Regions from separate parts of the Homo sapiens genome. Here region 2 is linked to region 1. A link is a loop called in an ENCODE intact Hi-C map of the cell type or tissue named here. Cell type or tissue: dorsolateral prefrontal cortex. All regions are shown on one strand. Links, peaks and the distances in the headings refer to the core of each region. The heading gives the core; the rest is flanking DNA. Region 1 overlaps KIF6 (kinesin family member 6). Region 2 overlaps KIF6 (kinesin family member 6).

Region 1 (15,386 bases), core at 4,559-7,058:
TCTTGCATTTTTCGCCTGTGTTTTCACTTTTTCTATGATCTTTGAAACACTTGCAGCACTCGTATTTGAAGGGGGATTGTGGCCTACAAATTTTGTAAATATATTCTGTCTATCTGAGAGTCTAATTGTGTGGCCATTGCAATTAAGCAATTTTCTGCTTTTGCAGCACCAATAATAATTAGCTTTTAAACTTTTATCTTTCATTTCATTAAGTTCCTCATACACTTAATTTATCACAGCCTTTTTGCACGGGAACAGTTTCACAGATCTCTTTCACTGTGTTGTAAGAAATAGAGTAAAAAGGAATGATACTCAGCTTCCCGATACCAAATCTCTATTAGTCAGGGTTTCTCCAGAGAGAACCAATAGGATATTTACATAGACAAATGAGAGAGGATTTATTAGGGGAAAGGCTCACACAATTATGGTGACTGAGAAGTCCCACAACAGGCCATCTGAAAGCCAGCGACCCTGGGATGCCCATAGCTGGCTCAGGCTAAAAGCCTCAGGATGGGGTGGGAGGGGTGGGGATGAAGTCAGTCCTGGAATCCAAGGGCCAATGAGCCTGGAGTTCTGACGTTTAAGGCAACAGAAGAAAAGTCTGTCCTAGCTCTCAGAGACCAGTTTGCCTTCTGTATTTGTTTTCTCTGGCCAGCACCAATAGGATGGCACCCGCTAACACTGTGGGCAAATCACACCCACCTAATCCACTCGGACTCATACACTAATCTCCCTTGGAAACACCCTCACAGACACACCCAAAAGAATGCTTTACCAGCTTTCTAGATATTCCTTAATCTAGTCAAACTGACACCTAAAATTAAGTCTTCAAGTCCACTCTATGTCAACTTGGCACCCATACATATCTCCTTAAAACATACTTAATTTCCAAATAAAGACAATAACAAGGTAATAGTACTGCTGAGCATGATGCAATTATCCTGTGAGTGTAATTACTGAGATTTTAGATGTTAGCGATTTTAGACTTTGGGAATTTTGATCTTTCAGGATTTCAACATTCAGGATAATGGTGTTCAGGATTGTGTCTGATATGGTTTGGATGTCTGTCCCCTCCAAATCTTACATTGAAATGTAATCCCCAGTAATGGAGATAGAGCCTGGTGGGAGGTGTTTGGATCATGGGGGTGATCCCTCATGAGTGGCTTAGTGCCATCCCCTTGATGATGAGTGAGTTCTCGCTTTGAGTTCATGAGAGATCTGGTTGTTTAAAAGTGGGTGGTACCTTGCCCCTCTTTCTCTTACTCCAGCTTTTTTCACAGAAGACACCAGCTCCCCCTTCACCTTCCGCCATGATTGTAAGCTTCCTGAGGCTCTCACCAAAAGCAGATGCCGTCACCATACTCCCTGTACAGCCTGCAGAACTGTGAGCCAAATTGATCTTGTCTTTATTAATTGCTTAGCCTCAGGCGTTCCTTTTTAGCAATGCAAGAACAGACTAACACATGTCTTTCAGAATTATGATCTAAATAAACCTATTTATTTTAGGTTCTGAAGTTTTAAAAGGTTAAGTGTTCAACTGTACCTTAAATAATTAAGAGTGATTCCTTCCGGCTTTCTTTTTAGGAGAAAAAAATAATCATATGATAAGTTCAAACACTGACTCAATTCAACAAAAAGTACACAATTAGGACAAACTAAACTATTTAGAACTTTTGTCCTAGAATCCAAAGAGCCCTTAGAAGTGTCTCCCTACTGAACATCTCCTCACAGAATAAAGAAACCCACTGCACCTCAGAATCTCCAGTATAAAGTCATTCAGGCTTTGCTTGAATACTTCGTGTGATGAGAAGCTCATTACTTCACAAAACAGCCATTTCACTTTTGATCGAGTTTAATTGCTACACATGCCTTCTGTATCCAGAACCCCAGGCCATCTCATGAAAACTTTTCCTGATTGCTTCTGTTCTGCCTCGCCAGATCCTCCAATGTAAATTAATTATTAATTATCCCCCAAATAAGAAACGCAAATACAATTCAGACCCTCCTCCATTATAATTTTAAGTAATATTTTATATTACTTTCAAAGTAGTAATGCAATTATGTGAATACATATTTAGGCCCATTTTCAGTAATGAAAAATGAAATCTAAAAATGAAATTTATGTGGAAAAAAATTTTAAATTATAATAATAGAAACATTTATTCGGATGACTAGATATTGAGCAACTTTGACTAGTCCATAAAATCCTTATTTTAGCTAGTGGTGAGAAAGTAACTTGAATAAATTTATTTTTCAAAATAATTTTTTATTACTTAATACCTGTACAGCCATTTGATTCATGAAACAAAGGATAAAATATGTTATCCTAAAGTGTTCGCTTAGATATCTTGCAGAGTTGCAAAAACAGACTCCACAGAAAAATAAATACATAGGAAAATCTAACAAAACAAACCAAGTTAAATATTTCAAAGGTCACTTTTTAATTACTTTACAAAGGGTCCATTATGTAAACAAAGCTCTACTCCACAAGTCATGCTACCTCCCCCAACACCACCACCACTCTGATTCTAAGAGGAAATGGCTAAAATCATTCAAAGAGTTCTTTACTCTCTGAATACTAATGTTAAATAATTTTCTGTGTTATGCAAAGCACACACATATGGATTTATCCAAGACATAGAGGCTCTCCACAGAAGTTAAAAGCTGACCTGCATAATTCATCTAAGTTTCACGTCTTTGAGGTGGTGAATCATTTCCTTTGCTTTAAAATATTTTCCACATCTCACATAGGTCCATTCTCAGTTTATTTTCTTTTGAAAATGTTACCATTCATTCATAGCCCGCTACTTTAAAAGCTTTAATTGTAATAATAAACTCTCAGGTTTTTTCTGTCGTCTGACTTCTGTCACAAAGGTACTTAGGCTTTGTACCTCAAACAAGATGTTAAGAAGTACTGTTCCCCGGAATAGAATAGACATATTTAGACCTTATGCGGGGCAGCACGAGGTGGGCGGCACCTTTGGTGATGCAGTGTGGAGTCTGCAGTAACTGGTGTAATTGAGGCAGGGCAGAGGTGGCCAGGTGCTGGCTGAGCTGGCTCCTGAATATCTGGGCTTGGACTCCAGCATACGCAGACTTAAGGAAACATTGCCAGTGATGGCAAACCACATGTTGCTTGCTTCTCTTTCTTTAAAATTGCTTTTCTGAGAAGCCCAGACAAGACTGAGTGTAAAGCAGATGGCCTGCTCTCCTCAAAGTCACTGGGAAAGGGTCTTTTAATGGAAAAAGCTACCAGGCATCAATTCAGATAAGTGAGAAGGTCCTTACACCCGTGACAACGCCCTGAGCAGTCCATGAAGCTCTGCCTCACTCTTTCCATGACAGCATGTGGCTACTCTGGGCGCGGGAGAAGGAACAGAAACCCCAGCCTCAAAGAGCGTTTGGGGAACATCCAAGGAGAGTAACTAGATCTCTATAGTAACAATTTGTTAATATGATGACACTTCATCATAATGCTGTTTTAGACTACAGATATTAAGGCAAGGTGTTTTCACAAAGTTCAGTTAATCCTTGAATGATGCAGTCAAAGATCTGCATATAACTTTTGACTCTACAGAAACTTAATTAGTAATAGCCTACTGTTGACTAGAAGCCTTACCAATAACATAAATGGCCAATTTCCACAAATTTTGTACCATATTCTTACAATAAAGCTACAGAAAATATTATTAAGAAAATTATAAGGAAGAAAAGATATTTATTATTTATTAAGTGGAAGTGGGTCATCATACATAAAGGTCTTCATCCTCATCTTCACATTGAGTAGGGTGAGGAGAAAGAGGAGGTAGAAGAGGTGGCATTGGTTTTGCAGACTCGGGGTGGGTGACAGAGGTGGGAGAAAATGGAAGTAAATAGGATCCTCCGCACAGTTCAAATTCATGTTGTTCAAGGGTCAACTGTACTTTGGTTTATTGACTTTAGGGTCTGGCTCACTCAAAAAGTGCTCTAGGTGTTGCCTTTAGTGAGTCCTCCTCCCTTAGAAATAGTATATCAATATGCAAATCTGTATTACCTTCTGCCTCTGGCTGTTTGAATAAGGGTAGGCTTTGAGCACCCTCCCCAAACCAACCATATGAGGGCATTGTAGATGTCACCTATAATTCACACCTGTAGTTCATTAGTAGTTAACACTTAGTTAAACAGCTTTAGGAAATAAACTGCATTATGTCACCACTTATCTAAAAAATCACTAATTTGGTTTTTAATTCCATATGTATTTTGCACCTGTCACATACAAAGCACTTTGATAATTACTGTGGGAATATATCAATGGATCAGACAGGATTCCTGACTTCAAGAAGCTTATAGTTCAGTTGGCGAAATGATGCACAATACACAAGACAAACTACTAAAGACACAGACCAAATGCTGAGAAAGCCAAAAAGGAAGAGTGATTTACTTCCGTTGGGGTGACTGGAAGTTTCACTAAGGAAATGTGCTTTAAGCAGGATGTGAAAGGATTTGTAGTATTTGTAGACTCAATATTTGCAATGAATGTCCCATTTTTAGCTGCCTCAACCCTCCCTGGAGGCAGACATTGGATTTTGCTGTTTTCATCAAAGGACTGCAATGCCTGGAGAGATCTCTAGACTTCTCTAGACTCTAGTGATAATAATATCCAACAGCAGCTTCCTAGTTATCTCCGTGAGGGTATTGGTGTGAGGGTCTAGCCCGCTTCTATCCTAGGCATTGGTGCCTGAAGCTGAGGCTGGCAGGGGAAAGGAGCCCTGCCCTATGTTCCTGATGGCCAGCTGAGGCCTACATTCCTATGTCATTCCTGTTCAGCTCATTCTCCAGGCACTCCCCACTATTGTGCTTCTCACGCCATCCCAGACATCTCAAGCTGACTTCCCTCAATGACAAAACTCTGTATCTGATGTCCCCACATCTTTGTTTTGTTTTTCTAAAGCTCTACCTTGCTTTGTCCCTAATAACAATATAGCAGGGCTTTTCAAATTATGTCATTTCATTCAACATTGTTTTGTTATAATATTGATAAGAAAAAAGACTGATTCCTGGCCAGGGCCACTGTCTGTGTGGAGCTTGCACGTTCTCCCCATGTCTTTGTGGGTTGTCTTCGGGTACTCTGGTTTCCTCCCATACTTCAAAGATGTGCATGTTAGATTCACTGGTGTGTTTAAATGGTCACAGTCTCAGTGAGTGTCAGTGTGTGAATGCACCCTGTGATGGAATGGTGCCTTATCCAGGGTTGGTTCCCACCTGGTACCCTAAGCTGTTGCCAACCCTGAACTGGAAATAAGCAGGAAAATAATTACCTTACATGTTTAATATTAAAAGTGTTTTGATCTTTATTTAGATGTTTGGTGATAGTTCTGTGACCAGAAATACGGTGTAGGAAGTTGACTTTTTTATTTTAGAGAGAGGGTCTCACTATGTTGCCTGGGCTGGTCTCAAATTCCTGTGCTCAAGTGATCCTTCTGTCTCAGCCTTCCAAAGTGCTGGGATTACAGGCATGAGCCACCACGCCCAGCTAGAAACTTAACTCTTGTTTATATCAATTAGCTTATGGTAACATTGGTTTTGTTATACGTTTTGCTTAAAGCCATAGTTTCCAAGAACATATCAATGACTTTGAGGACTTAATGAATACTACTACTAATAATATAACAATTATTTGTTGAAAATTTACCATGTGACAGATAATATACATAATCTCAGTTAATATTTACAACAACCCTATGAACTTTTCAGAATTCTTTTCAGAACCAACTCTACTTGATTTAAGCAGTATATTAGTCAGCTTGGGTTGCCATAACAAAATACCAAAGACTGGGTTGCTTAAATAACAGAAATTTATTTTTCACATTCTGAAGGCTGGAAAGTCCACAATCAAGGCTTGACAGGGTTTGGTTTCTGGTGAGGTCCCTGGCTTGCAGACAGCTGCCTTCTTGCTGCATCCTCACATGAAAGAGAGAGGTTTCTCTTTCTCTCTTCCTCTTCCTATAAAGTCTTGGTCTTATCTGATTAGGGTCCCACTCTTATGACCTCATTTAACCTTAATTACTTCCAAAGATCCTACCTCCAGATATAGTCACACTGGGGGTTAGGACTTCAACATATGAATGGAGGAGTAGAGAGATGACAAAATTCAGTCCATAGCAAGTAGAAAAGAAATTGGTTGAAAGAAACTAGAGTAGCTCATAAAATCTCCAGGAAGTTTAAAGTGCCAGCTCAGAAAATAGGCAGGAGCAAAAGGAAGTGAGGTAGCCAGAATCATAGCCAAACCATGACCAGAACCATTCTGATGAGGACCCTGTTGCTATCACTGGCTGTCAGCCGCTGCTGCCTCAAAAGCCAAATGCTGGTGTCCGCCACCACCAGCAGCCTTGGTATTCATTTTCCCTGCTTCTGTAAGTGCCAGTTCAACAAACCAGGCATCTGATTAAGCAAGCTTAGGTTACAGGTAAGCAACCTAGCTGCAAGGGATGCTGGGAAAGACAAGACCTGGGCTATTTTTTAGCTTCTATAATGGAAGCAGGCCCTACATCCTACCAAGTCTCATATAATACAGAATATTCTAATCATGGGGAAAGGTTCAGATGCTAGATAGATGCCCCTCCAAAGGACAACCAACACAATTATAATCTCCCATTACAAGTGGTAAGTTAACACTTAGCATACATATGTAAATAATTAAAACAATTTCATGAAATCTCTTATTATGTGCCATGTACTCCAATATTGTGTATATGTTCTATTTTACATCACTAAAAAGTTATGATCATGAACAAGTAAATTGAGTTTATAACCTACAGGAACATGAATCATAATTTGAAAAACAAAAGACTAAGATTAATGTCAGAAGAAATGGGAAATATTTAGGAGGTTATCCCATTATCAGCTGAGAAAAGATAAGGGCATGGACTGTGACACTAAATATGGGAATAAAGCTTTGGAAACAGATGTAAAATGCTTCAAAGAGGAAATATTGACAGATTTTCCTGATGAATGAATGTTGTTTGGGGTTATAGTGAGAAAAGAGTAAAGGTAAGATCCAAAATTTCTAGCCCAGATAAAAACTTAGTGCTTAACTAAATTAAGCTCTTTCACTGAAAACTGTTTGTCTAACAAATCTTGAAAGGCCAATAATAAAAAATGAGATGAAGTCTTAGAACAAGTAGAAAGACTTGGACAGGAAAGTCAATATAAGGAACCAGGCCAAAAAAGATCAAATTGATATGAGACTATCTGGTACTATTCTTTTGGGGAAATATAAGGTTTAGAAAAGAAAGGGAGAATTTTGAGAAAAATAAAATTAACCAAGGGGGAAAATAGAATAGGAATAAAAAGAGAAGAAAAGAAAATCTGAAAGTAATATTTGTTTAACATTTTAGCACCCTTTACTGACATATATTTTAGGATTTTAAAATACTTAAATGAATTTATTAACAATAAATTATACAGAGAAGATATATGGAAAAATCAGCCTTGTGAAACTTTCCCCACAGATGAATTGTATAAATTCAACTGGTATGTCTATGACTTAGCAAGAAAGGAAAGAGGACAGGGGCCATAAGCTATAGATCAGTCGTGTAGAAGTTGATCCTGAGCAAAATGCAGAAAGAGATGATCATATGACTGGCTTTTTTGCTTACCTGAATTCTTCCTCTACCAGACTATGAGCATCACGAAGGAAGGAGCTGTGGCTTTTTCTTCTTTATATCTCAGATGCATACCGTATACACAAAGGCCCAGAGTGCGCACTTAAGAAATATGGGCTGAACCAAATTGAACTGAGCTGAGCAAGTTGACTAAGAACAAGCCTTGTGGGTAAAATGTGGAAATGTGAACTGAAATATACAAACAGAGTTGGAGACATCTGCAACAGTTTCAAAGAGTTCTGATCAATACCCACTGACAGGAAAATCTTTAGTGGCCTATTCCTGGGCTATGTACATGAATGGCTCCTGTTTAATATTTTTACCAAACAATTATGGAATACCCAGATAATATGCACATCAAATTTACAAATGACTCAGGGCTGGGAGGTAAAACTAACATACTAGATAACTGAGTCAGGATTAAAGACAAAAAAGCTAGAATGAGAGAACCAAACCTAACAATAACAATTTTAAAAAGTAACAGGGATCAATAAAAAGTCTTGCAGCACAATAATAACAAACAAATTAATTGCATTAGTACAGGAGAGGGAAATGTAAAATGACTCAGACTTTCAATTCTCCCACTATAGCTGTCCAGAAAGCCTAAAATCTCTCCTTCTAAAATCTACTTAGAGATTCTGGATAAAATATAATACATACTCCTTTTAATGCATAAATTTGCAAAAATGTAAGGAAAATATCTAAGGACCCAAAACAAAGAAGTAAATGAAAATCGAAATAAAAGCTTATGAGCTAATCCTGGGGCACACATAGGAGTGTGGGATGGAGAAAGAAGGCTGACATCAGAAACCAGGGTCTTAGGCCAATAGGGAGTGGGTAATTTGAATTGAAGATGGCTTTATAAACCTGAAGCTATCACTAATAGGAATGTCAAAGAAACTTGCCTTTCTACCTGAACTATGGGTGGGAAAAGTCTTCCTTCAGTATTTGTAAACATTGACTCTATCCATGTACATAATTGAGGTGTAAATTTGTACTACCCAAATGTCATGCAAATCTCAATCACAGAAAGTAATATAAAAAGTGGTTTGAAGATGACTAGCCCTGAAGTAGCAGGCAGAAGCAAAAATAAATCTACTCTATAGTGATGTGCCCATAAACTAGCAGAACAGGACTCCAGTAGACAATGTCCCACCAAACATGAGCTCACAATCTAAAACAACAAAACCCACAAGAACACAATTCCACCATAAAAGAGTCAGCAGGTATAACAAAGAGTGAGTGTAGACATACAAGAGCTATCACATAAGACTATATAATAGACATGTTTAAAATTATTAAATACCCAAAATAAGTTATAAAAAATAATAACATAACAAGACACTATGAAACACAAAAACAGATAGGAAAAAAAAATGACCAAGTAGAACTTCTAAAAATGAAGATATCACCATTGAAACTTTAAAAACTCAATATAAGGGTTAAATGGAAGATTAGACATAGGTGAGAAAAGGCTTAATGAACTAGAAGAAATATTTGAAGAAACTACTCAAAATGCAAGAAAGAGCAATAAAAAGAAAGAAAATATATTTTTCAAAGTCTAAGGGATAACACTGAATGAAAAGAAAAATGTATGTTTAATATGAGTTACAGAAATAGGCACTACAGAGAATGGAGGAAAGGAAATATGGAAAAAAAAAAAAGACTAGCTGAGAATTTTCCAGAATTGGTGACAGACATGAATCCTCAGATTTAGGAAGCACAATTAGTTCCAACTGGGATAGATAAATAAAAATAAATCCACATTGAGATGCATCATTGAGAAACCATAAAACACCTGCACAAAGTAAAACTCTTTTAAAAAATGCAAGAAAAGACATTGCCTGAAAAAGACCAATTAGACTAAAGCAGACTTCTCAAAAGCAAAAGCTAAAGAGTGATGGAATCGTTATCTTCAACATACTGAGAGAACATGCTGTCAACCAAGAATTCCACACCCAGCTAATATGTAAATCAAATGAAATAAATAATGAAAGAGTTAATCATTAATAGACCCTCTCTGAATAAGCCATCAAAGGATGTACTTCAGGAAGAAGGAAACTGAAACCAGAAAGAAGTGAAAACAGGCAACACTTAGCAAAGAAACTAGGATAACACGGGGAATAAGCTAAACATGCACAGATTTTTTAAATAAAATAACAGTAATTACTAATGAGTCATATAAAAACAAGATAGAATTAAAACATTTAACAATAGAGAAAATGGGAGGTATGTGATTAAAGTGAATCATATATATCAGATAAGTAGCGACATTAATTTTAGACTTTATAAAGTCAAGTATGTTTAAAAATTTTTAACAATAGCCACTAAAAGAAAAGAAAGTACAAAATTTTCAAATAATTAGCAGAGAAAACAAATAAGGAAAAGTTTGTCAGCAAAACAGGCAGTAGGAAAGGTGGGAGAAAAAAGAAAAAGGCACAGAAAAAAAGGTTAAATTGAAAAGTAAATATGATAGAAATGATTGCAAATGTTGGCAAACCACTAAATCGACTAAAACTTGAATAAAAGTAAAAATCATCCATGTCATTTATAAAGAGACTCAACTAAAGCATAAGGATATAAGAAGCTTGAAAATAAAAACAAAAAATATATATTTTTATATATCCCACTTAGTGTAAAGATTCACACATTTTATTGTGATCATATCAATATGCTTGATTACTGAATGCTGGCCCAGATCCTTTGCTGGTGTTATATAATATTCTGTACTGTGGGCTTTAGAAAAGATATAGTAGACCTATAATTTTGTAAAATAGACTTTAAGATATAAAGAATTGTTAGAGATAAAATCAGTCATTACATAGGATAAAAGAGAGGATTTTCAGGAAGGTGAAACAATTCTAAACTCATAACACAACCTCCAAATATATAAGGCATAAATTGACAGAATTACAAGTAGAAATATATGCATCTGAAGGTTTTTAACACATCTCCCTTGGTTCTTGATAAATCAAACAGAAAAAAAATTCACATGGATATAGCAAACCTGGACCACAAAGTCAACAGGTTTGATCCAAATGGATAAACGTGGAATATTGCAGGAAGTTTTTTAGTTATTAAAAAGACTTCAGACAATTTTATTTATTTATTTATTTATTTATTTATTTATTTTTATTTTACTCTAAGTTTTAGGGTACATGTGCACATTGTGCAGGTTAGTTACATATGTATACATGTGCCATGCTGGTGCGCTGCACCCACTAATGTGTCATCTAGCATTAGGTATATCTCCCAATGCTATCCCTCCCCCCTCCCCCGACCCCACCACAGTCCCCAGAGTGTGATATTCCCCTTCCTGTGTCCATGTGATCTCATTGTTCAATTCCCACCTATGAGTGAGAATATGCGGTGTTTGGTTTTTTGTTCTTGCGATAGTTTACTGAGAATGATGGTTTCCAATTTCATCCATGTCCCTACAAAGGATATGAACTCATCATTTTTTATGGCTGCATAGTATTCCATGGTGTATATGTGCCACATTTTCTTAATCCAGTCTATCATTGTTGGACATTTGGGTTGGTTCCAAGTCTTTGCTATTGTGAATAGTGCCGCAATAAACATACGTGTGCATGTGTCTTTATAGCAGCATGATTTATGCAGCCAAAAAACACATGAAGAAATGCTCATCATCACTGGCCATCAGAGAAATGCAAATCAAAACCACTATGAGATATCATCTCACACCAGTTAGAATGGCAATCATTAAAAAGTCAGGAAACAACAGGTGCTGGAGAGGATGCGGAGAAATAGGAACACTTTTACACTGTTGGTGGGACTGTAAACTAGTTCAACCATTGTGGAAGTCAGTGTGGCGATTCCTCAGGGATCTAGAACTAGAAATACCATTTGACCCAGCCATCCCATTACTGGGTATATACCCAAATGAGTATAATTCAGACAATTTTAAATTGACTCTTGGAATCATGTGTCAGGTGGAGAGTTTGGTCAAATGACCTCTAAGATCTCAACTGACTCTGGGATTGTTTAGTCTAGTTTCAATAAATATTTCACTTACAGATTTAAAATACAGGCCAGGCTTTTCTTTCTTTCAAAACTGGGTAAAGCTCTAGGATGAGTTATAGCTTGAGGTATAAACCTCAACATTCCCACTGTGTTCCACTTTGAGTTTGGTGTGGGGTGGGGATCACCAATCTAAACCCAAAGAAAACTTCATGGGTGTAGCCCAAAGGGAACCAAATCAAACGAACCAACAATTTTGCACAAATTCCCATGAGCCAAAACCACTGAATTTCACTCAGCAACAAAGACCTATATTAGACCCCCTCATCAACTTGAGCCAAATTTTCCTAAACCTCAGACATATCAGGACACTGTTGAGTTTGAAAGATGAACAAAAGGCTTGATTTTAAAAGAATTAACTTGAAACTATTCAAGCTTCTATAACATTTTGGAGTCTTTACAATAGAACATTTTGGAGTCTTTACCATGGAATAAAATAACTGAAGAAATAAATCATAAAAGGCCCCAGTACCCTCTTCCAGAGAGCAGTATTTCCTCCTAGACATTCACCGCAGAGGAAAATAAAAAAATCACATACTGATGTTCAACAAACAAATGACAGCAGAATTTTAAAAGGAAGAATAAGTTACAAAGCACACGTTGAAATAATATGTTGGGCTAAATTTACAACTAACATCTTTGTAAAAACAGACTTGGCCCAAACATCAATTTGTATACACAATTAGAGTTCTGTTATTAAAAACAGATGAAGACAAAAGGAAGCCATCATTTAATTGGTACTAACTGTACCTACTTGTGTGGAAAACAGTGCTGTGTGTACTGATACATGAATTCACATGGCCAAATTTATGATATCTCAGTCTCTTTTTAAAGAGTCCAGTTAATCTGCTTACATCATATCATTTTTAAGGGATGCATTAGGGCGGTATTATCCTCACTGATGCTTACCTTACCACCAGGGGTGAGATACCTAGAAATGGAACGGTGGGGGACAGGGCAAGGAAGACGGAAGAAAAGTTAACAGAGGAGTCATCTGTCCAGTAGAATTTTAGATCCTTTGGCTTCTTCTGAAATTCCCTTTGGCTTTTGAACATGTCATTCTCTCTCCATGGAATGCTATCCAGAATGTCCATGTTTCTGAATTGGAGATCAGCCTTATAATCAATGCATAGATAATACATGGCAGGGTTTCTTTTCTTTTCTTTTTTTTTTTTTTTTTTTGAGGCGGAGTCTCACTCTGCTGCCCAGGCTGGAGTGCAGTGGTGCAATCTCGGCTCACTGTAACCTCCACCTCCTGGGTTCAAGCAATTCTCTTGCCTCAGCCTCCCGAGTAGCTGGGACTACAGGTGCATGCCACCATGCCCGGCTAATTTTTTGTATTTTTTTAGTAGAGAAGGGGTTTCACCGTGTTAGCCAGGATGGTCTCAATCTCCTGACCTCGTGATCCGCCCACCTCAGCCTCCCAAAGTGCTGGGATTACAGGCGTGAGCCACCATGCCTGGCTGGCAGGGTTTCTTTTCTTACATGGAAGCTGTTATAACCTAACAGTATATCTTAAAAGTTCTGGCATCTCAAATAAAACAAGTATAGTTAGTTTTTTTGTTTGTTTATTTTGAGGCAGGGTCTCATGCTGTTGCCCAGGCTGGAGTGCAGTGGCGTGATCTCAGCTCACTGCAACCTCCACTTCCCGGGTTGAGCAATTCTCATGCCTCAGCCTCCCAAGTAGCTGGGATTACAGCGGCACACCACCACACCTGGCTAATTTTTGTAATTTTAGTAGACACAAAGTTTCGCCATGTTGGCCAGGCTGGTTTTGAACTCCTGACCTCAAGTGACCCGCCCACCTCAGCCTCCCAAAGTGCTGGGACTACAGGCATGAGCCACCATGCCCGGGTGTATAATTAGTTTTTAATTCAGAAAACTATCAGCTTCTTAAGAGCAGACATGGCACTTTAATATTTGTCAGTAATTCCTGCTGTACCCATCATAGCTCTGGCTTTCAGTGACTATGCACTGACTGGTTTAGATAGGCCTTCAAACAACTTAGAGTTCAATACAGTAAACAGGAGAACACCAACAGAAAATTCACTAATGCATATATGAAACTGTAGAAGGGAAATGGGTCAGCTACCTTTCTCACAGATAGATAGTAGAGGGAGACATGATGGGCTTATCAATGAAGACCTTAATCTAAGAACTAAAAGAGAGAGAATGCAGTTTAACAGGCAGTGAAACAAATACCCCATGCTACTCTGACAACTTGACAAAGACTAGAAATAGGTGGTCATTAAGCCAGCAGCTTTGCTAAAAAGGCCAGTAGAAGATGTAGTAAGTGGTTATAAAAGTAAGGCAATAAGCTAAGGTAGCTACAGAAGTGGTGCTACCATTCCATAAACATGTATTTAAAACCCTTTTTGTCCCATTTTATTAGGTAAAATAGGGAATAGAAGAAGGACTGCAGGTGGGGAATGCAAAAGTGAATAAAACACAGTGCTTGTCTTTAGTATGGTCAGTGTACAGGACACAGGCAGATAAATACAATTACAATATGATAAAGGCCATGTATCAAGTACTTTGGGTACAAGGAAGAGGGAATAAATGTGTCTGTCTGAGAAAGCCAATAAAAGTTCTTAATAAATGACTTCAAAAAGTAATTCAATGCTGAGAAGTTGAATCTGGGCAAATAAATACATAAAATAAAATAAAATAAAATAAAAAATAACTCAAGACATTTTTATACTATAACATTAAGGCAAAATTTTGATGATCCGATTTGAACACAATGACCATTACAATGAAGGAAAGATCTTCATAATATAACCAAGCTGTTTCCATATTTCAGAAGAATACCCAATTAAAAGCAAAAACAAAAAGACCTTCACTTCTCTATTTACAACAAACTGCCAACACCAAATAGTTCACTATAGGAACTGTATTCTGTTTTGTTTTGTTTCATTTTCTGGCCCTTGTTCATGTATATTTTCATGTATAAAAACAGCACCTGAGGATGTAGCTTTTTATGCTACAAAAAGTAGGAGAGAATACTATTTACCTTAATGTTTTAAAAAAAAACTCTAGAATCTTTTCTTGTCAACAAATCATAATTGCCTTTTAATTTTTTTCTCTTCCTCAACTACCCCTACTTCTTTCAATACTCAAATCCTTCAGCCAGAAACAAACAAAAAACCCAAAGCCAACATTCCATGTAAAATATCAGGGAGGCTAGAGAAGAGGCAGGAGGTTCACTAGATAGATCTCACTTCTCATTTCAGAGTCAGAACTCTTCCCTTCCCAATTCCACGGAGAAATGGACAATAAGCAGTTTCATCCTTAGTTTCTGTGGACTGGAAATGCAATTTCTGGCCCTGTGACAAATTCCGCTATAACAAAGCCAATAGCATGCCCCGTGGAATTCACTGTAATGGGATTTTAACTGTATTGGCATTATGTACAAATCCAAAGAAAAGCACATCTTAGGGAATGATGAATGTAGGAAGAACTACAGGGGTATGTAGAGTTTGGAAAATTCACCATTTTTTTCTTTCAGAGAAAAAAAATGCTCATCGGGGGAAATACTGAATTCTGTCAACTTACTCATTCCACAGATATTTATGAATACTTACTACATATCATGTGTCAGGCACTGGTCTCACTGCTAGGAATGCAGTAATAAGAAGACAGAAAAGAACCATGTTCTCATGGAACTTATGTATGAATCGGGGAGACAGATAATAAATAAAC
Region 2 (15,386 bases), core at 7,646-10,145, 300 kb before region 1:
CCATGACCTGTGCCCCAATCCCATATGGCATTTGCAGCTTGCCTGCTAGGTGTGAGGAGCTATATACCCACTCTCCAGGGTCAGCCCACAGAATGCCCACAGCCAGCCTGTTCCATGCCCTTGGCTGGACTAGGAATCCTAAAGAAGATGATGTTGAAATTTCCAAGCATTCACCAAAGCCAAAAGGGGCCCTCTGGGCCTCTGTAGAGCAAAGGCTGTGGGGCCCACATGGCTGTCACCTAACCAGTGCCCTGCGTGGGAAGGGGAAGTGAGTTATGTGGCTCTACCATGGCAGACAAGACATCAGAGCCAGGAGGCATTCCAGGTGGTCGTCTTGGCCATCCAACTACCCAACTAATGATTCATTTGCTGAATACCCACTCTGGGCCTCCTTGGGGCTCAGCTGTCTCACACAACCATAGATCACTTCAGCCTCACCTTGTTTGAGAAGACAAAGTGTCTATTCTTACGGAGATTGATGGTGTTCATAGCTCAATTACCACAATGGTCAGCAGCTCAGAGGCAAAGATTCTGGCTTCCCAATCAGACCATTTCCTGTTTAATGGCTCAAATTTACTGTCAGCTGGAGCCGTCACATGCCGACGGGTGCTCAGTGCTGCCATCCATCCTGGTGCTGATTTTGTAACACCTTAGCGGACCCAAGCATGCCCAGATTTAAGGGTGTGCTGAATGACCCTGCGGACACATGGCTGTACCTGATAATTTCTTGGGCACACTCACCCCCACTGCCACAGACCCTGCGCTCACTGCCACTGCCTTCCCCTCAGGAAGAGCAGGGCACTCTGTGAGAAGATAAATGGCTGTACTTTATTACAATCAGAAACGTGCCAGATGCCTGCTTGTAGCAAAACCCAGGCCCTGACAGTCCCCTCATAGAAGGCCATCCACCATCTCTTCCTGTGTGAGTAATCTTCCCTGCTACGACTGTGGGCCTCTCTGTCCAAGGTTGTCCCCCAGGGATGGCGGCCTCTCTCCTTCAGATCTGCTCCTTCTCACCAGCATGTTCTCTGTGGAGGAGGCAGACTGTAAAGTCAGAGGGTCAGCGTGTACTAGGGTCAGTCGGCAATATAAAGGAGACCCTAGGGCCATACACCATACACAGGGAAGACATTCCTAATCTTATTACTGCTTGAACTTGGCATGGATCCTATTCATGGTCACCTCTGTTCAAATGGGAGCTCTCTCTCATCTCTCTCCACGACTCCTTCTGCTGGAACCCCAGATCCATCTTTTGGTTACTGGTCTGCATTTCTCTTATCACCACCACTAAGAGCCTGGCTCGGTGATTTCTGGGTCTGACCCACAAGGTTCCCCTTTTTCCCTGGTGCACAGCACCTCTCCCAGCCTACCCCTCCAGGGGCAGCCTTCCAGTCCACTGTGACTTTCTCTCTCCTCCATTGGAAGTGTGCCTGAAGTTCTGAACTCAGGTTTCTCTCAAAGCTCTGAGTACCTTGGCAGTTCTCCCTCCTGTCACTTAAGCCTCATGGACTCGTGGTGACCATATGGCTCAGTGCAGTGGCTTCTTAGAGACATTAGTAGGAAACTTGGCATGCCTACAGTCCAGCTGCATCTTTATTGCACTGGACCAGCCAGGGGGCAGTGTTCTCAGGATGCATATGATCTTTTGGGGAGAGCAGTTTTTCTTGCACCTATAAGAGCCAGCACAGGCATTCTTCCTATGAAAACCTCTAATGAAGATGGTTAGTAGGGTTCCATTGATTCTCTTGACTGGCTAATTAGAGAAATTTCAGGAGTTTTAAAAATTGAGTTGTGGATCCTTCATCAAGCTGTCTCCCTCTTCTTTTGGAAAACATACCTGCTACTAGCCAATTTGTAAATTAATCCTTTCATTTGGCAATAATTTATCATATATTGGAGTCAAAAGTGAGTTCTGAGACAGACCACACAGTAGAACTGGCACATTTTCAAAGTGAAATGGCGAGAGCTGGCTAGACAACCCAAACACTCACATCAGCATTTGAAAAGGGCCAAAATAAATGTTTGACAAGAATTCCTTTAAAAAGAGCTAGCAGTTTGCCTAAGCCTACCTCCTCTCCCTCCTTGGGGGTGGTGTGTGTGGAGATGCTTCTTCCTCCCTCAGGGGCAGTGAAGGAGCCCGAGAGACCACGCAGAAAGTTTGCTGAGAATTCTCGGGGATCTGTGTGGGTGCTGGGGGTGGGGGGCAAGAAGGCCAGAGTGCACTACTGTCGATTTTTATTCAGGAGCTCTAGAGGGTGGGGCATGGGCTGATGATCTGCTAGTGGCAAGAGCAGGGTTACTACTGTGTTTCTGTTGACCCAACATGGGCTATAAGCACAGAAGAGAGGGAGGTTAGGGGCATTTTGGATCAGTGGTGTGCTGGTAAGTGTTTAACAACCAGCTCTCTGGAAGAAAAAAGCCCTGATTTTCAGTGTTTGCCAATTTTTGGGGTACAAATATTCCTGTTCAGTCTACCAACATGATGTTCCTGAATTTGGAGTTGGGAAAAAATGTACACGATCAGCCCTTGTGAGCCAGTGGGAGCTGGCTCCAGCACGCCTCTGAGCTCCTCTACCACAACACTTGACACTTACATTCTTTCTCACGGGGCCACCTAGAGGGGCAATGGGAATGCAGGAGAAGGAAACCTGGAGGCGGGCAACCTGGGGGTGGTATGCTGGGCCTATTCCTAGCTCATTGACTTCTCCACCCTCTTTTACCTTCCTTACACCCTCTGCCTTCTGTCTGGGCTCCTCCAGTGGGGAACAGCAGCAAGTAACTGGAGGGTAGGAGGAGAGAGAGGCCAAGCTGTTTCTTCATGGGAGACTTCTCTGCGGGGGTCACAAGCTGGACACATGGCTTGACTGAAGGTCACAGCTCGTATCAGATGGCCAGGGCCTTTCTGCACAGCCCTGACAGTCTTTAAATTCTAGTAACTTTTCCCTGTCTTGTCCAGGCCTAGGGACAGCAATGCTTCCTGCCTTGCTGCAGTGACTATCTCTGGGGTGCTCTCCCTTGCAGTTTCCCTACACTCTGCTTATGCCTCTGTAGATAGGTCTTTATCCAATTCTCTTCACAACGTCTCATCTGAGTGCTGACATCTGCTTCTTGTTAGGACCCTGACCCATATAGATTCAAATTGGGTAAGGAACCGCCCAATAAGGCACATTCCCTCAAGTTAAGGGACCTGCTGGTGAGGGATCTCCAGAGACCCATGAAACCACCCCAAATTAGGAAGAGTCTGCTTTGAATATCTACCAGGCCCAGAGAGTCCAAGGCCACATTACAGCAGAACCATTCAAGTGAGATTTTACCAATGGCCCTTCCTCCCTTCCTTCTTTCCTCTAATCCCTTCTTGAGGAAATCGAGCCTTAGCAGGCTAAGGAAGGGAGGGAGTTAGAAAGAGAGATGACTATTTCCCTCTCCTCCTCACAGTTGGCCTGAGTTGGGGTAAGGGAGAGAAGTCTTATCTCTTGATGAAATTGGAATTATTAAGATTGCAATTACTATATAAAATGACCACTCTTTTTGGTTTGTAATTAACAATGAATGACCAATTCAGTTATGGGGTTGATCAATTTCCATCCAGGGGCAGAGGAAGAACTTTCCCTCCTATGAAGATGGGAAGAGACGGTGGGAGAACAACAAAAAAGTAACCTTCAGGGCACTTCCCTGTATCACTCATGTCAGGCACACCACCAACAGCTATTAAGTCCCTACCAAAAATTACAATGCGCCTGGAGAAGAAAATAAGTGGTAAATTTTCTGTTTTCACCTTTAAGTAAAATGATCCTGACATAAATGGTAGTAAGGAGAATTAAGATTAATCAGAATTGAATTGGGATTCACTTTTTACTACCACTTCTATCACAATGATTCCACTAAAACAGTAATTTTTATTTGATCTATGAAGCCTTGGAATCTAATCCTTCATAGAGTTCTGGGAATTATTATAAACCATTGCAAACACAAAAAGTTCAGAGAATGAGATAAATAACACCCATGTACTGACTATATTTTGAAATATCTAAATAGTTTGCTGCAGTTTCATTTTTTAATTTTAAATAGAATATTACGGAATTGGTAGAAGCATCCTTCACAATTCACTCTACCCTTTCTCCTGGGCAGGCTCCTGGCTCTTTACAACAGCTCCCTAATTATTTCTCAAATAGATATCAGGATTTTCAAAATACCACTTAAAGCTTTCTGTTGGTTATTTGCACCCATCATTTGTATTTCAGCACAGCCAACCTTGGTTTCCTGTTGGTTGTTCTTTCCCAAACTAATCATCACCTTCTCTGGGGAGATGGGAAAGTCTTACCCAACTCCATTACACATGCAACAGAACTGTTCCTAGGAAACACCGAGGCCTTTCTTGGTCCGAGATTTGCCGAGCACAGATGGCGATTTTCATCATGTGTAAAGGAAAAAGAGGACAGATAGAGGGGCCAGCCATAATACATTCTAGTCTAGCAGATGAGATGCAGAGGCTAGAATTTTGTCTTCTATATGTTTGGTCAAATGCCTAATTTGCTCAAAGCAGCAGCCATGATTTCTGCACAGTTGCATGATGAAAAAAATGGCTCTGGCAACTGGTAACAAGATCATCTGGGTTCAGCGCTTAAAGGAATAGACAGCCCCTTCTTGGATGTGATTGCGTTTTTTTGCAAGAAAGAGTAATCAATGGTGTCTGTGAGTAAATATGGCTAGAGCAGTGTAGTGACTGTGTCTTGTGGAGGCCTTCAATGCTGCTGGTGGCCCAGAGCCATGGTCAGCTCTGTGGCAAGGAGTCTGAAATTGTCTCTGTTTGCTGATGACTTGAGTTTATATATAGAAAACCCTAAAGACTCAACCAAAAAACTTTTGGTTGATAAGTGAGTTCAGTAAAGTTACAGGATACCAAATCAGCATATAAAAGCCAGTAGCATTTCTATATACTAACAACAAACTATCCGAAAGAGAAATTAAAAAAAAATTCCATTAATGATAGTAACAACAACAAAAAACCCAAAGAACAAACAAACAAAAATTGGGTGTAAATTTAACTAAGGAGGTATAATTGAAAACTATAAAACACTGATGAAAGAAATGGAAAAAAACCACAGATAAATGGAAAGATATATTGTATTCATGGATTTGAAGAATTAATATTGTTAAAATATTCATACTACCCAAAGCAATATATAGATTCAATGCAATCCTTATGAAAACTCCAATGTTATTTTTTTACAGAAATAGAAAAAAAATCCTAACGTTCATCTGGAACCACAAAAGACCTTCAATAGTCAAAGTAATCTTGAGCAAAAGGAACAGAGCTGGAGGCATTACACTCTCTGTTTTTAAAATTTACTACAAAGCTATAGTAATCAAAACAGCAGGGCACTGTGATAAACAGACACATTGACCAATGCAACAGGAGAGAAAGCCCAGAAATAAACCTACATATTTATGGCCAGTTGATTTTTGACCAAGGTGCCAAGATCATACATGGGGAAACAACAGTTTCTTCAATAAAAGGTGTTGGGAAAACTGGATATCCACATGCTCAAGAATAAAATTGGATCCCTATCTCAAACCATAAAGAAAAATTACCTCAAAATAGATGAAAGACTTAAATATAAGATCTGAAACTGTAAAACTACCAGAAAAAAACATAAGGGGAATAGTTCAACAACATTAATCTAGGCAATGATTTTCTGGCTGTGACCCTGAAAGCACAGACAACAAAACAAACTTGCACAAATTGGATTATATCAGACTAAAACGCTTTTGCACAGCAAAGGAAACAATCAACAGACTAAAGAGATAACCCAGAGTGGAAAAAAATATTGGCAAACCATACATCTGATAAAGGGTTTATATTCAAAATATATAATGGACTCAAGCAACTCAACAGCAAGAAAACACATAACCCTATTAAAAAAATGGGCAAAGGACCTGAACGGAGATTTCTCTAATGAAGACAAACAAATGGCCAACAGGTTCATAAGAAAATGCTCAACATCCCTAATCATTAGGGAAATGCAAATTAAAATCACAATAAGATAGCACCTCACACCTGTTAAAATGGCTATAAGAAAGATGAAAGATAAGTGTTGGTGAGGATGTGGAGAAAAGAGAACCCTTGTACACTGTTGGTGGAAATGTAAATTGGTACAGTTGTCATAGAAAGCAGTATGGAGGTTGTTCAAAATACTAAAATAGAACCACCATGTGATCCAGCAACCTTGCTTCTGGGTATACATCTGAAGGAACTGAAATCAGTATGTTGAAGAGATATCTGCATTTCCATGTTCATTGTAGCATTGTTCACAATAGCCACGACATTGAATCAACCCATCAACAGATGAATGGATAAATAAAATGTGGTATATATACACAATGGAATACTATTAACCCTTAAACGAGAAGGAAATTCTGTCATTTCCAATAACATGAATGAAACTGGAGGACATTATGCTAAGTTAAATAAGCCAGGCACAGAAAGACAAATAGTGCATGATCTCACTTATGTGAGAATCTGAAATAGTTGAACTCATAGAAATAGAGGCTAGAATGGTGGTTACCAGGGGTGGGAGGTCAGGAGAGGGAGATGTTGGTCAAAGGGTACAAAGTTTCAATTAGATAGGAGGAATGTTTTTGAGATCTATTGCACAGCAGTGTGAACACAAGGAGTAATAATGGACATTTCAAAATTGCTGGGAGTAAATTTCAAATGTCTCACCACAAAAAAAATCATGGGTGAGGCAATGAATATGTTAATTAGCTTGATTTAAACATTCTACATTGTATACACATATCACAACATCACAATGTACCCCCAAAATATATACAATTATGGCTTTTCAATTAGAAATAATATTAAGAGAAGCAAACAAAAATACCAAAAATGGTTGAGTAATGAATGGCAAATTTCCTCTCTCTGCTTGAGCTGGGACATCGATCTCCTGCCCTTGGACGTTGGCACTCTGGCACTCAGGCCTTTGGACTCAGACTGGGACTTACTTTTTTGGCTGCCCTGGTTCCCAGGCCTGCAGGATTGGACTAGAACTACAGCTAGACTTTCCTGGGCCCGCAGCTTGCAGATGGCAGATCATAGGATTTCTCAGCCTCCACACTGAGTGAGCCAATTCCTTCCAAAAAATCTCTCTCCATATATCAATATATTTCCTATTGGTTCTGCTTATCTGGACAACCCTGACCAATACACAGGGTGAATGCTCTTTTTGCTAAACCACAGTTGCTATTGCAGGCTGGCACCAGGGCTGACATAGAGTCTTCCTCTGCCCTCCAGAATGGTTGGTGCAGGAGCCTTAAACCACTCAATGGGTCTGAACCCTTGGCAGTTGGGAACTGGCAGGGAAATGGTGTGCAGGCTCCTCCTCACTCCCAGCCTCTCCCTTGAGCATGGAAATTCGGCTAAGGACCTCATGTCACTGAGGATGGCCCTATATTCACAAGCAACTGTGGATTAGAATTAAGTGGTGAGACACACTGTTGATGGTTTTACAGAGTTACCTGAATTCTTTTGGAACCAACTGAGATGTTATCTCAGCCTTAGAGGGCAGCTGCATCCTTTATATCCTGCCTTATTTCAAGGAGTCAACAATTTTATTTCTGAGAGGGTGAAAACATCTGTAATCCATCCAAGCTCTCCCATGTCTCCGCACCAAGGTTGCGAGTGTTTTCTGCATGTCTGAAGGAAGCCTGCCTTCACAGAGGTAATACTGTGACACTTGAGGGCTGTGGAGTGCTAGAGATTCATCTGTTCATTCAACAAGCAGTCAGTGAAGGCCAGCTAAGCCTCAGGAACTGTGCCCGGCACTGGGCTATCATCTGGTCCAACCACGTCATTTTACAGATGTAGAAACCTGAGCGCAGAGCCCCTCAGCTGCTGGCACATCTTTAAGGCAAAAATGTGATGCCTAAGTTTCACTCATTCATTCAATAAACACTTATGGAGGACCTACTGCGTGACAGTCACTGTGCTTGGTGTTGGGGAAAGAAAGACAATCTGTCCAGTGTGGGAGACACAGACTAATCATCACTGTCTAGTGTGACTAGCTGCATCACAGAGGGATATGCAGAGTTCTGTGTGAGCCCAGAGGGAGCTGAGATAGCTCTGGGGAGGGGAAGTTTGGACTATCTGACTTTGGAAATGTTTTAAACAGAGCCATGATATTGGAAGAAAGAAGATATATTAAAAGCTGCAGAACTCTTTCTTCAAATACAAGCTTAATGGAAAGAAAAAAAAAGATCTGAAGTTGTTTTGGTTGAATTTGAGTGGGCGAGAATCCCAAAGCTGCGCTGTTTGCACAGTGGCTGTCCTCACCCTTGCCTCGTGGTCCTGAAGGGGCTGTGGAGACCATCTAGGCTGCACAGAGCACATTTTGCAGACCACTGGGCTAGAGGATGCTGGAAGATCCCCTTCCGTTGTTTTCTCTTTTTCTTTTTTATTTTTTTAAATTTGCTGTCTCCCAGGCTGTAGTGCAGTGGCTCACAGCAGTCTTGACTTCAAGGAATCTTCCCGCCTTAGCCTCCCAAGTAGCTAGGACTACAGGTATGTGCTGCTGTACCTGGCTAATTTTTTAATCTTTTCTAGAAATGAGGTCTCGCTATGCTGCCCAGGCTGGTCTCCAACTGCTGGCCTCAAGCGATTCTCCTACCTTGGCCTCCCAAAGTGCTGAGATTACAGGTATGAGCCACTGTGCCTGCCCTGCCGTCCCCCATCCCCCCCCAACCCCGGTTTCAGTTCAGTCTCAATCAGTGGCTCCTCTCCATATCCTTGGATTCCCAGTTTCACACACTGGATCATGCTAGGTGCTCAGTGAAATCTGGGGAATAAATGGTTGACAGTCTGGCCTTTTGCTTTCTCTTAAATTTGTTGTCCCTAGGTGCAGAACTGCAAAAAGCATTTCAAAACTCAGTCTTTACCAATTTTACATCAAATGGGAGAAAGTGGCATCAACAGCCGAGGCCTGTCTTTGAAGAACAACAGGGATGCCACAAGAGGTCACTGCAGGAATGCTGGTTGGGGGAAAAGAGCCCTCTCAGAGGACTAAACTAGAACAACGCAGTGAAACAGGGAGCCAGCAGCTTCAGAGCCTCTCTCCAACCCGTAAGGCCCTTGCAGGGGACTCAGAGCTGCCTCTGCCTGATTTCCCGGGTCAGGTAGTGAAACACCAGCCAGTGGCAATCCCAGGGCTCCACGTGGCATCACAGTCGAATGGCTTGTTCTTGGGGGCTGCTTTTGTTCAAGGAGATCTTTGTTCCTGGGGCAGTGAGAAGAGGGAGGAGGGAGGTGGAAAGAGGGGTAGTGCCCAAGAGGTAGTATTCGTGGGGGAATCTCAGCCATCCTTTGGAACTTGTTGATCTTAAGTTTAAGATATTTTCTTTTTTTAATTAATACTATCAGTATAACTATCTTCTATAACAGTATATGAAACATGCTCGCTGTCGAGGAAATGGGATGTTCCAGTAAGCTCTGTTTTCACAGAAGTTGGGTCAAGGGGTAAACGCAGAGAAGCGTAAATGCAGAGAAACCCCCATCCCGCACACAAACACACAAACCACACACACATATAACATGTACAACATATCCATACCACCAACACACCACACACACACACAAACCCACAAACCACACACACATACACACCACACACACAAGCACAAAACACACATACAACACATACAACATATCCAACATACCACATACACACATACCACGTGCCACATATACATACAATACATACAACATACCCACACTGCACACATACCACATATACACATGCATACAACATATATCCATACCACATACACACACACCACATGCCGCATATACACAGCACACACGTACATACACAACAGACACACGCATACACACACCCCAACTAACCCAAACTATTTCCCACTCTTCTCTGTGGTTCAGAATCCTGCCCATTCCTCAAGACTCAGCCCAGGCCTGTGGTCTTGGTGACAACCCCCCAGGGCCACTCCTTCTGGTAAGAACGGGAAGTTCTCATGGCCTGTCCCTCTCACCTGACACATTTCACATGCTGCTTGGTAGTGTGATGTATCTTTTAAATTTTAACCACAGGCACCTGTTAAGGGTTTTGATTGTGAACTGAACAAGATCCAGCCCTGATCAAATATTGCTTAGAAGAGATATTTGAGAGAGAGGCCACAGCCCACGTTCCTGGGGCTGGATTCTTCCAGTTTTAGTCCTGCTCTGTGTGGCCATCAGAAAGCTGAGTACCCGGATCCTATTATCTTGGCCGCTCACATAAACGCTTTCAGTGAGCTATGCTTTAATGTCAGGCCTCTAGCTTTTATAGAGGGTCGATACAAGAATCATCTGGTTGAATAACATTTCGGTATCTTTTGTAAAACTGCAGTTGAAGACATCGTTCACTGTGTCACTCAGTGTCCTTTATACAAGGATCCGCACGATAAATTCTGGCTTGTATTTAGTTCCAGGAAGAAATTCTATTTTCTGCAGATAAATTAGTTAGTATGCTTCCTGCTGTCAGAAAATGAAAACTATGTAACTCTGGGTGCCTCTTTTTTGCTTAGCAGCTAGACAAGAGAGAGCCAAATTTATTGCCTGTGTGTTGTAATTTGCTCAGCTGTGGAGTCCAAAAGCACTTATGCCTTCTACTTCTTTTAAATGGGCTTATTTTATTTTATGCTCAAATGTCTCATTGTGCTTTTGCAAAATGTGTGAGTCTGGAAGTCACCTGGGGAAGCATTCATCTGGCCATTGACTTGGCCTATTTATTGCTTGTGCTGGCTGCTAGGGATTCGAAGATGAATTTGACTGCACCCACCTTTCCTGGAGCTTACATTTTAGCATGGAGAATATATATGGAAATAAATAATTACAAAATAGGGTTGGTGCTTTAACAGAGACCCATGAGGCGGAGGCAAAAGCAGATTTTGGGAGAAGGGGTCAGGGAAGGCTTCACAGAGGAGGTCAATGTTGAATTGGTTTTGTGGCTACAGTGGGAAGAGGACAGTGAATGGAAGAATGTAGGTAGCTGAATCTGATACTTAAAAAAAGGAGTTGTCTTTTTATGCACATGTCAACTCATCCTGGTTAGATTGGAAACTCTTTGAGGGCAGGCACTGGATACAGCCCTCTGTGGATTCCATGATGCCTGGCAAAGTGCTAAGGGCAGTGCAGCGTGATGGCTGGAACACTGCTGTGGACCCAGGCTACTGGCCTTGCATCCACAGCGGAGCAAAGTTAGGCAGGTTTCCTTAACCCCTTTGGGCCTTAAATGTAAAGTGAGGATAATAGTAACATCTACGTCATTGGGTTGTGAGCATTAAAGAAAGAAACACATGTAGAGAACTTAGTAACATGCCTGGCACATGGTAAAGTACTCAAGAAACATTTGCTGATTAGTCTCATCTGCATTATCAACAATACTAAATCATTTGGGGTCGATAGTACAGTAAAGTGGTAAAAACACACACAACTGAATTCAGCAAAGCACTCTCAGCTCAGCTAGCTGAATCTAGTTAAGTTAGTATCATTTCCAACTGACGCCTAATTTAAAAATAACATTGTTCTATTGTTTCCTGAAATAGTGTGTGGGAGTCAGCCCTCCTATAAGCCCTGATGATGTTCTTAGAGATGGTTATTGATGTTTGTCTTAAAAGACACCCCCAGCTCTGACTGTCACATCTAGGGAGCTCACAAGGTACAATGCTTCTTCAGCCTCCTTTTTGTCTTCATTAGTTCTCCTGTCCACTAAGTTTTAAAAGGACCAGGGTTCGGTAGATGTTTATGTTTCCTGATGTATCTTGGGTGAGTTGTAAATGAAGAAAGAACCATAGTCTTGACTTTCAGCCAGGAAAGAGAGTAGGAATCCTTATAAAAGCACATGCACAGTCACGCGTGTGTGCACATGCACGCGCACACACACACACGCACACACCCGGCCATGAAAGGGCCATCCATATGCCATTGGTGTGGTGGCAAATGTTTAACAGCCACTCTTTGGAAAAAAAAAAAAGCCACATTTATAATACTTGCCAATTTCCTTGGTGTAAATATTTCCAGCATGGCTGATTTGAAGCCACCAGTATGATCTCGCTAAATGTGGATTTGGGAAGAGAGGCACCGCAGCACCTCGTCACACAGTGTTCCCACCACACAGATACAGTGGATACAGATCACTTCAAAAGCACAGATAATAACACAATGTAGTAAATTAACTAGGAAGTGGTGAATTTTGAGTATTTGTTACCTTTGTTTCTTAATATAACATTTAATTGTAAACTTATCTAATTTAATTTTAATAACATCTTTGTTTAAAAACGGCTCCCCACATTCCTGGAGTACTAACAGTTTATGCTTTTATGGACTGAGCCAGCTCAGCACACCACTGGGAATGGCTTATCATCATCCATGAATGATTTCTTCCAAATGGTGCCTCTCACATTACCACTAAATCTTTGTTCCTTTGGGATATGGGATTGCCTTTATAGAAATTTCCCTGGGCACACATCTACTTACACATCCAGAGACATATTCTTATGCAAAACATATAAGAAAAACTCTCCTGATCCAACTTGCTCATCACCCTTCCCCACGACAAACCCAAACCGATCACACCCACACTTTCATGAAACCATAGGAACATGTAGGCAAAAGAAAGAAACAATAACAGAGGAAATACTGAGAATGGAGAGTGAGAGAAAGTGAAAAGAAGCAGACAAAGGGAACAGAATGAAAAGGGTGATGGTAGTAGAAGATACACAAAAAAGACAGAAATGAAAGGGGGCGTACCACTGAGTCACTTCTTTACTCTTAGATCTGAAGCCTGAATTACAAAACATCAGGGAATCCAAATACACCGAGTAGGCTGCCTTTACTCTTACCGGAGCCCTCTGTCCTAGCCTTCAGCCCAACTGCTGGGCTGAAGGGCGAGAGTTAAGGTTCTATAAGCAATCTGTCTTGAGAGGTTTCTCTCAATGAGGAGAATTCCCATCTGAAATGCGGCCACCTGGGACACACAAGCTCTGGCAGTTCCAAATCTCCATCAGACAACCTCCTAAGGAGCTTGGACGGCAACATGGCATTTAATCTCAGAATGGCAGCTGGGAGATGTTGACACTTCTTCTCTAATTGGGATAGTATGCTTTTAAAATAAATAGGTATTTCAAATGCTCTTAATTAGACTTCCAGCCAAAGTGCTTTCTGTTTGAAGTTTGCTGATTACTTCAGGCAAAGCTAGGCGCTACTGAACCTAACACCTGCTGTAATTCAGAAGACTCCCAGAGAGATGAGCAGAGGAATTAAGGCACAAGCCTGTGATTGAAAACATACAGCAGTTTTCCAAAGGCCCAGGAAGTGTCTGCCCCAGCTGGAAGGACCATCCCTGGGAGGGGTGGGGACTGGGCAGCAGAGAGGATGGAAGATCTCTTGCCCACAAAGTCATGGAAATGGCTTCCCAGACCGAAGATGAAAATTGCCCCTAGAGTTGAGTGGTATTTTTCACATCATTGTTTGTTTATTTTTAAATTTCCATTTTTAAATTTTAGATTCAGAGGTACATGTGCAGGTTTATTACAAGGGTATATTGCATGATGCTGAGGTTTGGGCTTGTATTGATCTCGTCACGAAGGTAGTGAACCTAGTAACCAATAGGAAGTTTCTCAGCCCTTGCCCACTTCCCTTCCTACCTCCTTTTGGAGTCTCTGGTGTTTGTTGTTTCCATCTTTATGTCTGTGTGAACTCAAGATTTAGCTCCCACTTACAAGTGAGAACATGCGGTATATGGTTTTCTGTTCCTGCGTTAATTCATTTGGGATAATGGCCTGCAGCTGTATTCATGTTGCCGCAAAGGATGTGATTTTGTTTTTTTTTATGGCCGTGTAGTGTTCCATGATGTGTACCACATTTTCTTTATCCAATCTGCCATTGATGGGCACCTAGATTGATTCCATGTCTTTGCTATTGTGAATAGTGCTGCAATGAACATAAGTTTGAGTGCCTGTGTCTTTTGGTAGAATGATTTATTTTTCTTTTGGTATATAGCCAGTAATGGGATTGCTGGGTTGAATGGCAGTTCTATTTTTAGTTCTCTGAGAAATCTCCAAACTGCTTTCCAGAGGAGGTGAAATAATTTGCATTCCCACCAGCAGTGTATAAATATACCCTTTTCTGTGCAACCTTGCCAACATCCGTTATTTTTTGACTTTTTAGCAATAGCCATTCTGACTGGTGTGAGATGGTATCTCGTTGCGATTTTGATTTGCATCTTTCTGATTATTACTGATGTTGAACATTGTTTTGTATGTTTTTTGGCCACTTGTATGTCTTCTTTTGAGAAGTGTCTGTTCCTGTCTTTGCCCACTTTTTAATAGGGTTCTTTTTTTCTTATTGATTCATTTAAGTTCCTTATCGATTCTGGATATTAATCCTTCATTGGATGCATAGTTTGCAAATATTTTCTCCCATTCTGTAGGTTGTCTGTTTACTCTGTTGAGAGCTTCTTTTGCTGTGCAGAAGTTCTTTAGTTTAATTAAGTTCCATTTGTCTATGTTTGATTTTGCTGCATTTGCTTTTGGGGTCTTCATCATAGATTCATTGTCTAGACCAATGTCTAGAAAAGTATATCCTAGGTTTTCTTCTAGAATTTTAACAGATTGAAGTCTTACATTTAAGTCTTTAATTCATCTTGAGTTAATTTTTGTGTATGGTTAGAGGTAGGAATCTAGTTTCATTCTCTGCAAACGGTTAGTTTTCCCAGCACCATTTATTGAATAGGGTGTTCTTTCCCCATTGTTTATTTTTGTTGACTTTGTTGGAGATCAGTTGGTTGTAGGTGTGCAGCTTTATTTCAGGAGTCTTTGTCTTGTTCCATTGGTCTATATGTCTGGTTGTGTACTAATACCGTACTGTTTTGGTTACTGTAGCCTTGTAGTTTAGTTTGTAATGGGTAATGTGATATCTCCAGCTTTGTTCTATTTGCTTAGGATGGCCTTGGCTATTTAGGCTCTTTTATGGTTCCATATGAATTTTAGAATAGTTTTTTTTTCTAATTCTGTGAAAAATGACATTGGTAATTTGATAGAAATAGCATTGAAACTGTAGATTGTTTTGGACATTTAAACAATATTGATTCTTCCAATTCATGAGCATGGAATGCTTTTCCATTTGTTTGTGTTGTCTATGATTTCTTCCAGCAGTGTTTTACAGGTGTCCTCATAGAGATCTTTCACCTTCATCATTAGATGCATTCCTAGGTATTTTAATTTTTTTGTGGCTATTGTAAATGGGTTGCATTCTTGATTGTCAGCATGAAAGTTTTTGGTGTCTGGAAATGCTACTGATTTTGTACATTCATTTTGTATCCTGAGACTTTGCTGAA

Evidence for each region. A loop is a pair of places that touch in the nucleus more often than their neighbours do. Peaks named below come from ENCODE experiments on the same cell type or tissue, not always from the same donor. Only the 100,000 strongest peaks of a DNase experiment are listed, where the experiment ranks them.
Region 2: it touches region 1 in a loop (5-fold over the local background); 3 of 110 quality-filtered maps call a loop at or near these places.

What each region holds. Positions count from the first base shown.
Region 1 is chr6:39,666,768-39,682,153 of GRCh38, forward strand. The region is part of intron 3 of KIF6 (kinesin family member 6); the gene reads right to left. Among named protein-coding and RNA genes, the nearest start is that of KIF6, 51 kb to the right of the region's middle. In dorsolateral prefrontal cortex, for the core only: no CTCF peak of the experiment used is centred there; no DNase peak of the experiment used is centred there.
Region 2 is chr6:39,368,632-39,384,017 of GRCh38, forward strand. All of the region lies in intron 16 of KIF6 (kinesin family member 6), which reads right to left. All of the region lies in intron 3 of LOC107986594 (a long non-coding RNA gene), which reads left to right. Among named protein-coding and RNA genes, the nearest start is that of KCNK16, 54 kb to the left of the region's middle. In dorsolateral prefrontal cortex, for the core only: CTCF peaks have their summits at 9,001 (motif pointing right) and 9,201; a DNase peak (open chromatin) is centred at 9,030; H3K27ac peaks cover 1,756 bases.